Linked DNA regions of Mus musculus: region 1 is linked to region 2. Evidence: chromatin loops called from intact Hi-C (ENCODE). Cell type or tissue: heart. All regions are shown on one strand.

Evidence for each region. Hi-C counts contacts between places; a loop is a spot of excess contacts. Peaks named below come from ENCODE experiments on the same cell type or tissue, not always from the same donor. Only the 100,000 strongest peaks of a DNase experiment are listed, where the experiment ranks them.
Region 1: it touches region 2 in a loop (12-fold over the local background); 38 of 42 quality-filtered maps call a loop at or near these places.

The regions. Positions count from the first base shown.
Region 1 is chr11:111,531,531-111,539,530 of GRCm38, reverse strand. No RefSeq gene overlaps it. Among named protein-coding and RNA genes, the nearest start is that of Gm30158, 23 kb to the right of the region's middle. In heart, CTCF peaks have their summits at 1,691 (motif pointing left), 3,309 (motif pointing left) and 6,862 (motif pointing right); no DNase peak of the experiment used is centred here.
Region 2 is chr11:113,160,875-113,168,874 of GRCm38, reverse strand. The region is part of intron 1 of 2610035D17Rik (RIKEN cDNA 2610035D17 gene); the gene reads left to right. All of the region lies in intron 1 of LOC115487747 (a long non-coding RNA gene), which reads left to right. Among named protein-coding and RNA genes, the nearest start is that of Gm39467, 31 kb to the right of the region's middle. In heart, no CTCF peak of the experiment used is centred here; a DNase peak (open chromatin) is centred at 3,504; H3K4me3 peaks cover 1,021 bases; H3K27ac peaks cover 3,282 bases; H3K27me3 peaks cover 1,274 bases.

The DNA of each region.
Region 1 (8,000 bases), 1.6 Mb after region 2:
CAGAAAGAGGAAAAGAGGGAGTTGAGTTCAAACTAGCCAGCCTTGAAAGAAGCATTCTCTACATTTCCAATGATGTGATAATAAAATGTTGTTTATTTAGTATAAATATCTGGTGGTTCATCTCTAGCAGTCCCTACACAGATGAAGTAATACAATAATCTCTGTTGGGAATACCCTGCTCTATCTTGGCCCAGAGGGTGGATCTGGTAGCTGGTCATATTTGATGGACCATTCTGAAATAGCCATAGCTGCTGATATTTCAAAAGCATGCAAATTCCTTATGAATTTTGGAGAAGATCAAATGCAATGGCTTTGGAGGCATAAAGAGACCGATTTGGAAACTTGGGACAGATCCGATTCCTTGTGCCTCCCTGTCTCCATGTGTACCCATGCAAAGCAGGAACGTGCGGTGCGTGGCTTTCACCGGAGTACCCCAGGAACCATCAGTGAACCTGAAAGCCCCCACATCTGGCTATAGCTTAGTCTTGTTTGCTTTAAGATCTGCACACAGACGACGACCACCCTGGCTGTGAATTCAGGGATGGCCCAGCCTTCTTTATTCATGGCCAGTGGAGGTGAAGGGTCTCTGCTCTCACCTGGTCGGAGGGTGAGGTCCAGTACATTTTCAGCTCACTGATGTTTTTGTTAGTGTTACCCCTTTTGAAAGAGACTGATGCAGAGGCAGACACACATTTATCACCCTCTCTTTTGCTCACTCTTTGTCCAGCAGGCATAGAGGACGTCTCAGTAAGGGAAAGGCTCGATCTTAACACTGATGCCCGAATACATATCGATCCAGCACAGAGCCTTCTGGCTTAGATATCTTGAATAACTGTTTGCTCTCCAGACATTTTTTGTTGAGATTTATGACAGTTGCTCCAAGAAATGACCTTTCCCGGGAGTGTGTACTATGTGGCAGAACATACTATGGAGGAATCTTAAATGGTGAATAAACAGAACATTGTACTGAATAAATCAATGAATAAAAATAATGGAAATGTAGTGGGAGGGACAACTAAACAGCAAACAGTTTAAAACAAAGATGTTCTTCCAAACCTGTTCGGTTTTTGTTAAGAAGGTTGTCTCTGAAGCCCATGGGTTTTAGCTGTTTTAAGAACCTGTGTGTACAGAATTAATATCTCAGTTGAGCAATGGTCCTTTGCAAGAATGAAACAAAAACAAGCAAACAAGCAAACAAAAGCACATAGCAATGCAAGATCTATCCTTTTCATTTTCTTCAAGTGAAATATGACTTTTGTGGAAAGTTCTGGTATTCCAGAAACAGCCTCAAACAACCACCTTAAAAGGTTGATGTTGCGTTATTTTAGTATATTTGCCTGTATTTAAACAAATTTAATGTACTTTTAAAATTAGATGACAGACTGCAATGTTGTTGAATCGTGTGTTTGATACCTGTCTTTAAGGAAAGCTAAAGTATTCCCATGCAGTCAGAAAATCAAAACAAAACTTGAACATGGAGAACAACAGGAACAACCACAAAGATGGGCACTGTCTCCCTTTAAAAGTATCAGAAGACATTGGAGAAGGAGGATTTGTGGAGGAATCATAGAATTGCCAACTCCCGCCACCAGCATCTTCTTCTCCCTATGGTATAGCTTCATGAGGCTGTGTGTCTTTCTCCTTTTCAGCCACAGTTCTGTAGAAGTCTACTGGACTGCCACCTGCTGGTAACATGTTGCCTTGCACAATATTTTCCTTTCCTGATCTAAAACGTCCAAAGTGTCTGTTGACGTAAGTTTAATGGTCTCTAGCCTGGCAAGCAATAATTGATGACCAAATATATTCATTATGACTGATAAATAAAAAAGCAGAGGCAATGTCCTTCTGGCCAAAGAAGAATGGCTTAGAAGGATCAGTACCAGGGTTAAAGTATTTTCTAGCTACACACCTGAGCCTGGCAAGTTGTGAATCTTGGGAACGGCACTTGCCTGAATTCTTCTGTCAAGGACAAAGACTGAGGTTAAATATGTAAGAACAGGAGAATAAATAAAGGGCATATCACTATTCTTCCCTAAGGAAGAAGTGAAATGAAACATGAGATATGTATGGCCAGGCATAGTGTCAGTTAGAAAACAGAGAGTAGGGCATGATTGTTATCCACCCACCAACAGCAGAAGACATGCCAGTACATCAATAAAAGCAAGAAGGCTCTTTTGAAGAATCCTTTACGCTACATGGCTTGACAGTTTTTCAGCTGTGAACATTACAGTTTGGGGGCTGTTCTGTACAGATGTTGATGGGTTTTCTCTGGTAAAGACTACTTAAAAATTTCTAGCTCTGGGGAGTATATTTTGCTTCAGTTAGCTCAGAGATTAATTTCTTGGCTCTCTCAGATCTTTATACTAGGGCAGCAGACAGATGTGAACTTCTGACTTGAACCGTTTCTCAAGATTGGCTAAGGACTATCTAGTTAATATTCATTTATTTCATTCAGTACTGTCAGTCGTTACATAATTTATTTATATTAATTAGCTTTCACTTTCTACTCATCTTTCCAAAACAACCTGGTTTTCACTAACTTGAGTCAGTCTTTGGGTTATAAAGAGAACTGGTGATTTGATGAACTCCATCCTCAAAACGTCGCAAGGGCTTTTACTGATCAAGCTAACAGATGACGTTGAAGACTAGAGGCTCCAAAAAGCAAGCCTATGCCAACTTATTGACTTCTGATCTGAGTATTCTCTAACTCCTCCCTTGCTTTGTAATTTGCCTCTCTGTCTGTCTGCTGTGTCTGCTGAGACTGCAAAGGACCCTTCATATTCTGCATCATGGAACGTGCCATCAGGAAAAGACCTATCAGCGGCAGCACTTGATGTAAATGGTTTGTTTGTATGAGGAGTATCACCCGCACTAAAGCCCGGCCCCCGCACACGGAACCATTCAACTCTCCATGCCTTGGTAGCTCTAGACATTGCACGCCACACTTATGTCTCGGGAAAGATAGATGTCCGCTGTTTCCCAGATGTGTTTGCTATCAGTGCAAATGCATTTATAGCCGTGTCTGGAAATGTTTAAATAACTGACCAGTTTTCTCTCTCTCTCTCTCTCTCTCTCTCTCTCTCTCTCTCTCTCTCTCTCTCCTTTTATTTTTGGCTACTTTAGTATCTTCCAGCCCTGATTCCAGCCAGTTTATACCTCTCTTAATCTTCATCGCGACGTTGGGAATTCTTCCTCCTACTCTCTGAACACTTAACTCATAGCCTAACAAGAGTCAGTTGTTTCCAATGGATAACTTTTAGCCTCTAGAGGAACAAATTTTAATTGGTGTGTGCATGCTGCCATCTGGCGGTAGACAACGGAGAGTACACCTTTTCTTGTTTTCAGTTCAATCGGCAAATACATCTTGATAGTTTCCCATGTGTTACACACAACGAACCAAACATAATGAAGAAAATAATGTGACAGTAGAATTTATCAGTGAGACAATCAGTTGGAGGAAACTGTTGAAATGGTCCTGAGGAGAAAAGAGCAAGCCTAAATATACAAGGTCATCCCTGAAATCCAGGTGGATGAGATCTCACGTCATAAAATAGTTCTCTGACTTCTTCATTGTGCATCAGGGCATGTGCACGCCTGCTCACACACAACAGTACTCTAATAATAGCAGTAGTAGAAAACTCCTAGGAATCTGAATGGATGACCCTAGCTAAGACTTGTAGTAATCGAGGATATGGAGCCAGAATTGACCATCTCCTGTAACCAGGAAAGATTTCCAGAGGAGCGATTGGGACATCAATACATCCACAAAACCTACAATTTGTCCCCCTGCAAGGTGTGCTGGGACACAGACAGCACAGAAATTGTGAGAGTGGCTGACAAATGACTGGTCCAGCTTGGGATCCATGCCACAAGAGGAAGCCAACCCTGACATTGCTTGGATGACCAGGAGCCAGAGGTTGGATAGCCCAGAGACCTAGGATAGAACCAAAATCCCTAATGATATTCTGCTATACTCATAGATATGATCGCAGTATGATGGTCATCAGAGAGAATCGATCTAGTATCTGATGGAAACAGATGCAGAAAGCTACAGCCAGACATTAGTCAGAGGAGGGTGAGTTTTATAGAGGGAAAAGAAAGATTGCAGGACACCACAAAAACAAAACAAAACAAAACAAAACAAAACAAAACAAAACAAAAAATACAGCGTCAACTAACCTGGCTTCACACAGGCTTACAGAGACTGAATTGCCAACCACAGAGCCTGACCTCGGCCCTCTGCGTATGTCATGGTTATGTAGTTTCCTTTTCTTGGGGGACTCCTAATAGTGGGAACAGGGGCTGTCAAAAATGCTTCTCCTTGCTTTGGGACCCTTTTTCTTCTACTGGGTTGCCTCATTTAGCCTTGATATGAGGCAAGGGGCCTAGTATTACTCTAATTTGATGTGCCATGTTGGTTGTCCTGAAAGGCCTGCTCTTTTCTGAAGGAAAATGTAGGCATGAATAGGATATAGCAGAGAGGGGAGGGGAAACTGCAGGTGGGATGAAATATATGAGAGGATAAATAAAAAATTAAAAAAATAGTAGTAGAAAATTTAAAGTTAATTAATTGGAAAACTAATATTCTTATTAAAATATATGTTAACACTTTTCTAAATCTTATGTTTTTAAGAAATAACTATTTCTACTGGAAAATCATTCATGAAAAAAAAAAAACCCGAAGAGACAATGTAGTTGGTTTGTTCTTTTATTAGCTATTTGTTTGTTTGTTTGTTTGTTTGTTTATAAAGATCATGAAATTGAGTCTGGTATAGTACTAATTATTTTTTAAATAACTTCCGGTGTTATTTGCCTTTTGCCGATAATGGTTGCCGCTGTGTTTGTTTGCTCTCTAGTGGGATTCAACCCCCATTAGCACCCCGAATTTCATTCTGCATCTCCTTACTTCTGTTTTACTCATTGCAGTGAACTAATTACTGTACCCTTCTATATTTGTTATGTTGACACCTGTAAAATAACAATGAGATCAAACAAAAGAAACTGAACACAGTTGCTGCCCCGTGCTCTGGATTGCACCGACCTACCTGCCCTTGGGGGTTGGAGCTGAGGTGGCACACAGCACGGACTCCACAGATTCTAGGAACAGGTGAGAAATGCCACAGCAAGCTTGTGTGAACGCTGTTGCAAGTTCCTTTAATACCCTTCAACCGTGCTCCACTGGTCCCAAGAAAGCGTCTCTTCTAAACAGCTGTTCCCGATTGGCTGGCAGTGTCTGCATCAGCACTCCTTAGTCTCTTCAACTAGGTCCTCCTGAAGGAGATGCCTTTGCCTCTGCACCGGGGCGGCATTCACTTAGAGGTAGCCTCCGCCTCCGTCCCTCCTACACACACAGGGCACAGTATATTCTCTGGTACAGTTAAACAATAAAACCCTTATGATATGGTTTTAATATTTATATGTAATATGTTTAGCTTTTTTTTCTACCTCTTGGCACTAGAATCACCTAAAAAGGGAATCATACCTAACTGTCTTCATCAGGTGAGTCTCTGGGCATGTTTGTGAGGGTTTTTCTTGATTATTAATTGAGATAGGAGAGCCCAGCCCAAAGTGGGTGGTACTATTTCCTAGGCAAGTTGTAGTGGTCTTATATGGCTGCTAGCTAAGTGTGAGTCTGAGTGAACCAGGTGCACTTTTCCTCCGAGCGTCTTCATCTCTGCCATCTGTCTCCTGGACCTGAGTATCTCTCATGCTTCCTTTACATTTTACATTTAAGGCTAATTTACCATGGTCCTTTTCATTTCAGAACTCGATAGCCATACTGATACATTTTTTTTTTACCATTTACTTAGTTTTAATTATTATTTTTTTACTCTTGAGAATTTCATACATGTATACAATGGCATGTGAGCATATAAAAATCCCGTTTCTCCCTCCAAATTATTGCATATTTACCTCATGTCTTCTTTCTTTCTTTCTTTTTTTTTTTTTTTTGAGATAGGATCTCACTGTGTTTCCCTGACTGACCCAAAACACCCAGAGATCCTCCTGCTTCTGCCTCCTGAGTACCAGGATTAAAGGCAGAATCCAGAAGGCATTGTTTGATCATGACGGAGTCCAACTAGTGTTGTTGCTATGCTGTGTGAGATGGGAGGACATCCCCCAAAGCATGGCTGCTTTCCTGCTCAATGCCAAGTCTTTTTACATCAGCACAATCCACAGGCCCCTCCTTGTTAGGCTCCTGCTCATCCAGAGCTTCTTTACTTGGGAAACACAATGTATCCTAAGACGGAACAATCATTACATTGTCTATGGTGGTAGAGGTAGGATGGACTTAGCAGAACACTGAGCAGAGCCGTGGTGAATCCATCAAGAATTAAGTTAAAGTCTGCTCTTCATCTCGACTCATGATGTATCCCTTTTCCTGGTCCATTTCCGTTGTCCCATTTCCCCCAATTTTAACGTGTCTGGCTCATTTCCACCATTTAAGGGTCTGTTCTGGTTTTCTTACTTTTTTTTTTTTCTCCAACTTCTTTCTGATCAGCCCAGGATGTCCACAGCATTCTTCAATCACAGCTCCTTCTTAAATGGTAGCAGTAACACCTTAAGCTACACCACGAAGAGAAACACATTCTCTTGTTAACACAGGGGCTTCCATGACTTCACAATGTCTAATACTCAGTGGGAGGTGAGAAATAGCAGGCCCCTTTCATCATCAACCGTGTCATCACCTTATAATTATTTGCCAAGAAAAAAAAAGAGGAAATAGTAACAATTCTTATTTGTGTGATTGGAACTAATTTGTTTGATTTATTTTGGGTTTGTGTATATATACACGATAGATTCACAGCATTAGAATAAAATTTAAACATGGCTAAATAACATGTCCGTCAAGTTCCATGTGACCACTAGATGGCAGAGTAGTGTTGTGTGTGATGCCTGCAAGTTTTACCCCTAAATTATTTGCCCGTACGTGTGTATATACAAATGCATGTGCATATGTATATATGTATATGTAAAATATTTGAATATACATTATGCTTCATGTTCTTTCCTAAAAATAGGTATCAATTAGTGTGAAAGATAACAGTGGCAAATGTACTCAGTAGCAAAAAATGTTAGCTAAGGAAAATTCTCCGGAGGTATAGCACTAACGTTGATCTATCTGTTTGCCTTGCTGGAACATCAGTAGCTATGATTCCATGCAAAGTTTTAATCACATAGGTAGATGCACATATTTGAAATTATGGGGAAACTATACCCAGGAAATACTAATCTAATATTACCTGCTAAATTTCAAAATTAAAAGCTACCCTTTAGCATGTGTGTGTGTGTATGTGTGTGTGTGTGTGTGTGTACATGTTTGTGCATCTCTATTACATTCATGTTTATGTGTGCTATATGTCTATGTGGTGGTTTGAATAAGCTTAGGCCAGGGAGTGACACTATTAGGAAGTGTGGTCTTGTTAGTGTAGGTGTGGCCTTGTTGGGGACAGTGTGTCACTATAAGGGAGGATGCGCTTTGAGACCCTCCTCCTGGCTACCTGGAAGACAGTCTTTGCTGATTGCAGAACTCTCAGCTCCTTCTCCAGCATTATGTCTGCCTGCATGCTGCCATGCTTCCTGCTATGATGATAATGGAGTAAATCTCTGAGACTGTAAGCCAGCCCCAATTCAATGTTTGCTTTTATAAGAGTTGCTCTGGTTCTGGCATCTCTTCACAATAATGGAAACCTTAAGACAGTGTATGTGTGAGCATGTGCATGAATGATGGGGGCATATGTGTATATGTGTGTACATGTGTGTGCATGCATATGTGTGTGCATGTATGTATGTGTGAGCATGTGCATGAATGATGAGGGCATATGGGTATATGTGTGTACATGTGTGGTATGTGCATGCATATGTGTGTGCATGTATGTGTATGTGAGCATATGCACAAGTGACAGGGACAGTCGTTTATATGTGGGTACATATATGTGTACATGTGTGTGTATGCGTATGTGTGTGCATGTATGTGTGTGTGAATATATGCATGACAT
Region 2 (8,000 bases):
GAGACCGGGCTGGGGACATGGCTCCGTTGGTAGAGGGTTTGTCTAGCATGCACAGGGCCCTGGGTTCGAGTCTCAGTACCACATAAAACCCAGGGTAGTGACAGTCCCAGCACTTCAGGGGTGCAGGCAGGAGGACCAGGAGTTCAAGGCCATCCTTGGTTTCATAGGATTGCACTAGCCTGGGCTATATGAGACCCGTCTCAGGAATGACATTAGCAGAGGGAAGAGGCTTATGGGGCTCAGTCCAAGGGACGCAGGTGTGTGTGCCCAGAGGCTCCATGGGATAGGCTGCCCAGTGTCATAGCCGCAGAGTTCTTCAGGCTTCGGTACCTGCGATGCTGTTTACCCTCCATTTCAGAGCTCTGATGATGCAAAAATGAACGGGCTCAGAATGCTTCCCCAAAGACTGATCGAAAAGATTCCAGAATATATTAAGCTAAATAAGAACCTTATTAATATTAGTTAATAAGCTGCTCCTTTGAAACAATCACTCAAAAGTACATCTGAGACACGCTCTTTCTTCACCTGTTTCTGTTCACCCCCAAAGTGCCATCATTACCCCAGAGCGACATTGCTATACCCGAAACTGGTGAAGGGCATGCTGGGTGGGTGGGTTGGCCCCTGGGGTATCCATGTTCCCAAAGGGTTTACCTTGTAAGAGAGACAGGAATTCAGTTATGCTGCAGGGTTCAGATGGGGCTGTGAGTGGGAAGTGTACATCATGCAGGACTTACAGGAGGAGGTGACATTTGTTTGGGGTTTTGAAGTTGACATGCAGAAAGAGGGAAAGGGGAAGGGTGACCTGACAGACGCCCTGTTTGGGGAGTTGGAATGTTGAGGATAACGTTGGGGGAAGGTAGATGAAGTGGGTACAGGGTCTGATGATCTCAACCTCTGTGGCAGAGCTGGAACTGCAAACCAGCAGGAGAGGGTAGCGCGGGACCAAGCCAGGTTTTGAGCAGAAAGTAGCAAGATCTGAGATAATTGAGGTGGGGTCAACGAGGGGAGGTGTTACTGTACTGGAAAAGCTGGTCAGAGGTCCAAGAGCCAGACTAGCAACCCATCAAGGCAGGGAGGGGCGATTCTAGTGCTTCTGGGTCCAGGGAGATGGCTGGACCCACCTAGCAAGGAAGGGGTGGCGTGGGCAAGGTCAGCTTTAGAGAAGGTGCATTCTGGGCGATCTCATCCTACAGGGCGCAGACCAGACGGCGAGGTGACTGAGGGCCTAGGACTGAGGGACAGACCCAGCTCGGGGCCTGATAAGGCAGCCGTTGGGAGCCCTGTTCTGCACCAGCATCCCGCTAAACCTTGACATTACACGTCCCTCAGCTTCGGTCCCTCAGCTTCGTCCTGCTGAGTGGTCCCCATTATGTGGAGAAGCCAGAGAGGGTGTCTAGACAGCAGACGCTCATGTGATACTTCATGAGGGCTCGGATGAAGCCCAGCCTGTAGCTGTCTTTGTCACCGTGGTCTGACTTCCCTGCTGCGCACTGGCAGTTTATGAAGCAGGTGACTTGTGAGCATAGAGCATCCACAAAAGTGAGAAGGAGACAAGGAAATGTTATGTCGCTGTGTTCCGAGGCTTCCGAGAACAGCTGTTTCTGGGAGATGGCTCGGTGGGTAAAGTGTTGGCTCTGGAGGCAGGAGGACCCAGCCAGAGCCCTAAGATCTGCTTAAAAGCCAGGCAAGGCAGGGTTATGCTCTTGGCTGCTGTAATACCAGCACTGGGGAGGCAGAGACTGGACACATCACACACACACACACACACACACACACACACACACACACACACACACAACGAGCTCACTGGCCAGCCAGCCTAGGAAAATCGGTGAGCCTGCTGGTTTACTAAGAGACCCTTATCTCAAGAACCAAGGCAGAGATCAGCAGAAGAAAATGCCCAAAGTGGACTTCTGTCCTCCACACACGCAGGCACACACGCAGGCACACACGCCCCCCCCCCAACACATGTATACACTCGCACAAGCATGCAAGTGTGTTTCTGCAAGTGGGAATGTCAGAGCTATGAGCCTCCAGGGGAGGGAGGGTTGAGAACAGTTTCTTTGTATCTGGCAGTTGGGGTGTCATTGAATAACCTTGAGTCCTGGCAGCTCCAAGGGCGAGCTGGGCACGCTGGCCTGGAAGTCAATTGCAGAAGCCAGAGCAGGGAGGGGCCCATGCAGAAGGTGCTTCCGGGAGGGAGGCCTAAGATTGGTGTGGGAGTGAAGCTAGAAAGGGCAGGGTCCACCCTGAAGGCCTCAGCCCCTCACCTGCACAATCTCTCATGCCCAAACCTAGCTAGGCATTTCTAGCCAGCTCTGTCTGCAAAGATGCCCCTCCCTCTTGAAAAATGTGCACATCTCTGTCTGATAAAACCTTGTTCCCCCTGGAGGGAGAGAAAGGAGGGAGGGAGGGAGGGAGGGAGGGAGGGAGGGAGGATGGCGTCTGGAGGCAGGAAGCCAGTGTTGGAATCCAGGCCTGGCTTTGTCCCTCTCCAATGGGCAGCTAGGGGTAGGGTGTTTCATTTCTGGGTTCTGCCTTTCCTATAGAAAAAGATCATAAAAAGAACCCATCTCCTAAGGTTGTGGTGAAAGCTGAACAAGGTCCTGTGTGCAGTGGAGCCAGCACTAGGACAGAGATTGCATGTGCAGAGCCAGCACTAGGACAGAGGGCGCCCCACTGTTCTGTCCGCCTTTACACAGCACTGCCCCCTCTCATGTCTGCAACTCTATTTTCTGCTGGAAACGGTATCAGAATATATTAAGTAGAAAATTTCAGAAATAAAGAATTTGTAAATATTGAGTGATTTTTTTAACACCCCCCCCCCAGTGTATTGTTATAATTATTCTGGTTGTTTAATAGTTATTGATAATCTCTTAATTTGCTTTTCATACTAAATTCTATCATAGTTATAAATGTGCAGGAAAATAATATAATTAGGTCTTCAGATATACACTGGTCTGGAACACTCCTCTATTTGCAAAGTATGTGTTTTTATTTTTGTGTTTTGAGTCCTTCTTGGACTGTAATTTGACTCCAAGGACCAGATCTGTCCCAGGAGGCACTTGGAATTAAATGCTGAGTTCCAGAAGGGAGTGTTAAAGCCATGGCCTGTCAGGGCTGCAGGCGGCAACTCCCACTCGGAGGCTCCATTCCTTCCCACAGCCTGGACTCGCAGCTGCCTTGCTGTCTCTCTGTTGCCCCATCCCTGCATAATTCAGGCAGGCTGATAGGCCTGCTACTCAGGTGGTGCCCTCTCTGCCCCATAGCTCTTGAGAAACCTGTAGGCTCTGAGCACATTGCTAGAGGAGAGGGCGGTGCCTGGGTTATGACCTCTCTCAGAGTTGGAACAGGGTCTCCGAACATCCTCCAGGGCAGATTCCAGGTCAGCCCTGGAGGGTGTCGCATGCCTTGACAGATGGTGTCCGGCTGTAGGCTCCTGCCCCACGTCCTGGAATGAAGGCTTGGCAGCCCTGTTTTCTCCAGGGACAGTTGACACTGGGAACCCTGGACATTGTCCCTGAGCTCAGGGCATGCGTCTCGCGACCATTCGCAAACTGACCACTTGATGGCGCTGTGGCTCCACCGTGTGCCTGCTTTCTCCTCCGGGCCCCTGGCTGAGCTGCAGTGGTCATCCAGGCGCCCGACTGTGCCCTGGCTGCTGGTGGGGCGCAGCGCCTGACGCCTGCCCGTTCTGCTTGAGCACAAATGCAGAGCTCAGAGCTAGTTTCTCCTGCAGCGAAGGAAGTTTGGGGTGTTGGTATTGTGTTCTGTGCTGTGTGTTCCTGCAGCTTCCCCAGCAGCGGGTCAGACGCCCTAGTGTGCTAAAGAACGGTTTAGAGCCATCTGCATCCTGACCTGGTGGTGATCACTGTCTTTGGGGCAGAAGTGATAGCTAGTCTGAACTCTTGTCTAGAGTTTGTACTTAGGAGAGAAAGCTAGCTAAACACAGAATGGAAGAAGGGTAGGAAGAGGAGGAAGAAGAGGAAGAGGAGGAGGAGAAGGAGGAGAAGGGGGGGGCGGGGGAAGAAGAGGAGGAAGGAGGAGAGATTGGAAACTCTTTCCTAGATGAGCTTTGCAGTCATTCTGTGTCAAACCCTTCAAGGGGCGACCGAAAACAAAGAGCCTCCGTGAGTTTGCCTTAGAAATAGTTCTCTCCGAGGTCTATTCTGGTTGCACAAATGTGTACCCCTTCCACCCCTGAGCAGGGTCACTTCATTCATTCCGTTTTCAGTGCACACCCACTCACTGCGGAGCCAAGGGGTTTCCTCACAAGCTTGTTTGTAGATGTTGTTTTAAAAGCACGTCCTTCTTTGGGGTTTCTGTACGCAGAGGCAGGGGTTTGGGTCACCCGGGTCTCACTGAAGCTATGGTTTGGGGGGGGGGGAGGGGGGCGGGGGGCGTTTGGAAGAAGGTGATAAGATTGTCTCTTACAGGGAAAGCCAAATGAAGAGCTAAGCTCCTGATTGGAAGTGCTTTCCTTTTTGTAGCTCCATTTAAGACCAGGACTGTTCTCAGGAAAACAGAGTAGGTTCTGAGTTCAGGCCTCTCTTCTGGGGCTCCTCTCCCAGAAGCCCTCTGTCTCTGTGGAGGTCAGAGCCTTTCCCAGCTGCCTGGGCCAGTGACTGAGAGGCGAGTCCCAGGGGTCACTGCACCAGACCCTTGCCCCCCTGGAACAAATGCAGCCGGCTGGTGGGGGTGGGGGTGGGGGCTGGGGGCTGGGCTGCTCCTCCTAGATCTGCCTGCCCCTAGGGCCAGGCACAGTGTGGGGCCTGAGCTAGACTTGTCCAGAGGCAGGCAGGGCTAAGGGAGGTTGTGACCCCACCCCAGCTGGGGAGGGCAGTGGGAAAGGAGGAACCTGGAGAAGCTGTCCTAGCCAAGCAGGCTAACTCCCAGCTTCCCCTGGGCCAGAGGGCCCCCTGTCGCCTGGCAAAGGACAATTTGTACTTTTATTCTTACGCTATCCTAAGGCTCACTCACCTGCAAGTGTACTATCTGGTGCCTCACAGAGGCTCAGGAGTTGTGTGGCTTCTCAAAAAAGAGAAAGGAGACCACGGAAAGAGAGGCAGGAACGGAAAGGAGACCCACCATCAGTCACTGCAGCACGTGGACCCCCATGATAGCCCAGGAAAGCCCAGCGTGTCCGCTGTGTCCACACGGCCCCGAGCAGCTCTGTGCGAATGTGGCTCTTCAGCCATGCAGAGCTCTTGATTACCAAGACAGGAACTCACAGACACTCACAGTTCAGGTTTCAAGATGGAATACATCCATTTCAGTTACAGGGTGTGTGTGAAGAGCATGGAGTTGGTGGCCAGTCTCTTCCCTATATTAGAGTTCTGGAATCCATCTTGAGTTGGTTTTTGTCTACGGGACGGAGTTTCCTAAAAGACCATTGGTTACAGAAGTGCTTCCTGTGAGATAAGAGCTTTGCTTCGGTCTTGCTGTTTAGTCCTCCCAAGACCCCAGCAACTCCCTTGTGGTCACCTCTGGATGCCTGTGACACTGAGGCCCTGACCGACAGCTCTCTGCCTGATCAAGCAGATGTGACATCTGAGAGCCAGACTCGAGGCCCTGCTGCAAGGCCTCCATTGCCTTCCTCATGCTACCCTACCTCGTGTGGTCTGAGTCGGAGCCTTGTGGCTTTCTCCTCTGGTCATGGGTGGCTCTTCCCACTCAGACTCTGTGCGAGAAGCTACCCTGGAGGTTTGGACAGAGGAAGTTCAGGGGCATTCATCAAGGAAACCTCAGTTTGGGATATATGCCCTGCCAAGGTGACATGTGCTCTGTGTGTGTGTGTGTGTTCTACTGTGTCTTACCTGTGCTAGTGAATACCATTATTTTCAGGTACATGTATGTTTTGTGGGTGGTTTGCATGTGTGTGTGTGTGTGTGTGTGAGAGAGAGAGAGAGAGAGAGATAGAGAGAGATTGTCTGTATCTGTGTCTCTTTCTCTCTCTGACTCTGTGTGTGTGTGTGTGTGTGTGTGTGTGTTTACAAGCCTTATTCTGGGAATTGGAAGCTAGGAGATGTAACCAGGCAGAGGGTAGAGAACTTTTCTAGGCAGGTGGAGCTGTGGGGAGGAGAAGAGGCAGCCGCCAGGTCAGGCCAGGGCAGATGCAGGTCTTGGGTAGCTTCTGGGGCATCCCGCCTGACAGCGCTTGTCTGCTGAGGCTCCCCAGATGTCTTTCAAGAAGAAAAAGTCCTTTCATTGGAGAGGCTTCACAGGGCAATGCCTGAGGTGACACTTGGGTGTGAATGAGCTTCAGTCTGAAGTGCCATCCATCAGGGGAACACGAATGACTCAGCCCCTTCCACTTGGGAAGGGTGAAGATGGTACTGAGTGACAGCTATGGGTGGGCCATGAGAGGAAGCAGCCCCACAGCTCCACAGCCCCACAGTCTGAGGGACCGGCTTTGGAAGCTTGGTGACCACATTTGCCCTCTTCTGGGTCAGGTGTCCAAGGGGAGGGGCTTTTGGTAGACTGCTGTCAACCACAGCTGTCTGAGTCTCTCCACTGGCCGCCACTCCTGCAGGACTTGCTAACCAAGGCTGTCTCTTTTGCACTGTTTGACAAAGCACGGGAGAGAGTGGTCTATTTTATAGTTTTGATTGTGAGTCTAACCTCTAGTGGCTAAGCCATCCCTCCAGCCCTATGGTCTATTCTTAATGACATACACACTTGTTATAAAAGAGTCAGTCTCCATGGAGACAGGAACCATTGGAAGCCAGGGCTTAGGCTAGGCAATTGATCCCCGAATCACCACTGGGACTGGTCTCCATCTTTGTGTACCAAGAGATAGTCGCCCCCCCCCCCCCGTTAGCTCAGCTCTGCCCTGCAGATAACTCTACAGCTATCCTTTTAGGAGCAAGCGTCTCCAGATGATGCCAGCATATCCTGTCTGTCTGGGGTGAGGAGCCGATGCTTCAGGGTCACATGGAAACTCCTCCCATGTGCCTGGCTATGAGACCTTGGTTACATCCTTGGGTGTGCCCTCCTGGGAACAACCTGGCTGTGGGTGGGGCCCATCTGTGGTAAGAACAGCTCTTTGTGAAGCGTTGAGGAAGACTGTCCTTAGGGGTCTTTGGGTCAGGATGCTATAAATGACTGTCCATGCAGATGTCCCCCTCATCCACCAGGACACAATTCAAGACCTCTGTGGACACTTGGAACTGTGAACAATACTGAACGCTACTGGTCCAATATTCTTCCTGGACACACGTACTTCCGATAAAGCATGCTGTCTGGATGCCAGAGATGAACATTAGTTTGACATCAGAACAGTTACAGTAGCGCCGTGGGATAGCAGAAGTTATGTGGATGCCATCTCTCTCCGAAGGTCTTACTGAGCTATAGTGCCCCATCTTCTGTTGACGATCTGGCATCCACATCTATTGATGATGAGGTGCCGTGAGGTAGATGGCGTGAGTATGTGGTGTGACGTTAGCCTTCTGCCAATGTATAGTGAGCTTATGGGTAGCGGTGATGGTGATGGCCTGGCTGTGGTCTGCCGGCTCCCTGGGCTGGAGAATGTCCTTTTTGATGTGTAGCGTGTGTCGTCTTAGATCTATCTAACCGTGTAAAATCTCACACCCAAACGTGAGGTTGACACATAGGAGTGTCTCAGCTCTTCTTCTCAGGGAGCCCTCAATTGCTGAAGATCTTCTGGGCTGACACAGAGTGCCCACTGCTGAGCCCTGGGGGGATGCACAGAAGCCCCGGGGACAGCCCCCGCCCCGGACAGACCATTCCTGTGGAACTTTTGTACCATATTTCTCAAAGTATCATGGTGGTCTGGGGCCACGTGGGAATGTGGGGAGCTCTCTGGACAGAAGAGAGCATTGCCAGCGAATGCTTGATCTGTTTGGAAGCAAACAGTCCCATAGGATGCTGGGTTCCATATTCTCTGATACATTTGACCTCCCGGAAACATGTCTAAGCAGGAAGGAGCCCACGTGATAGATGCCGGCAGCCAGCATGCTTGTCTACACTTCTCTGGGTCT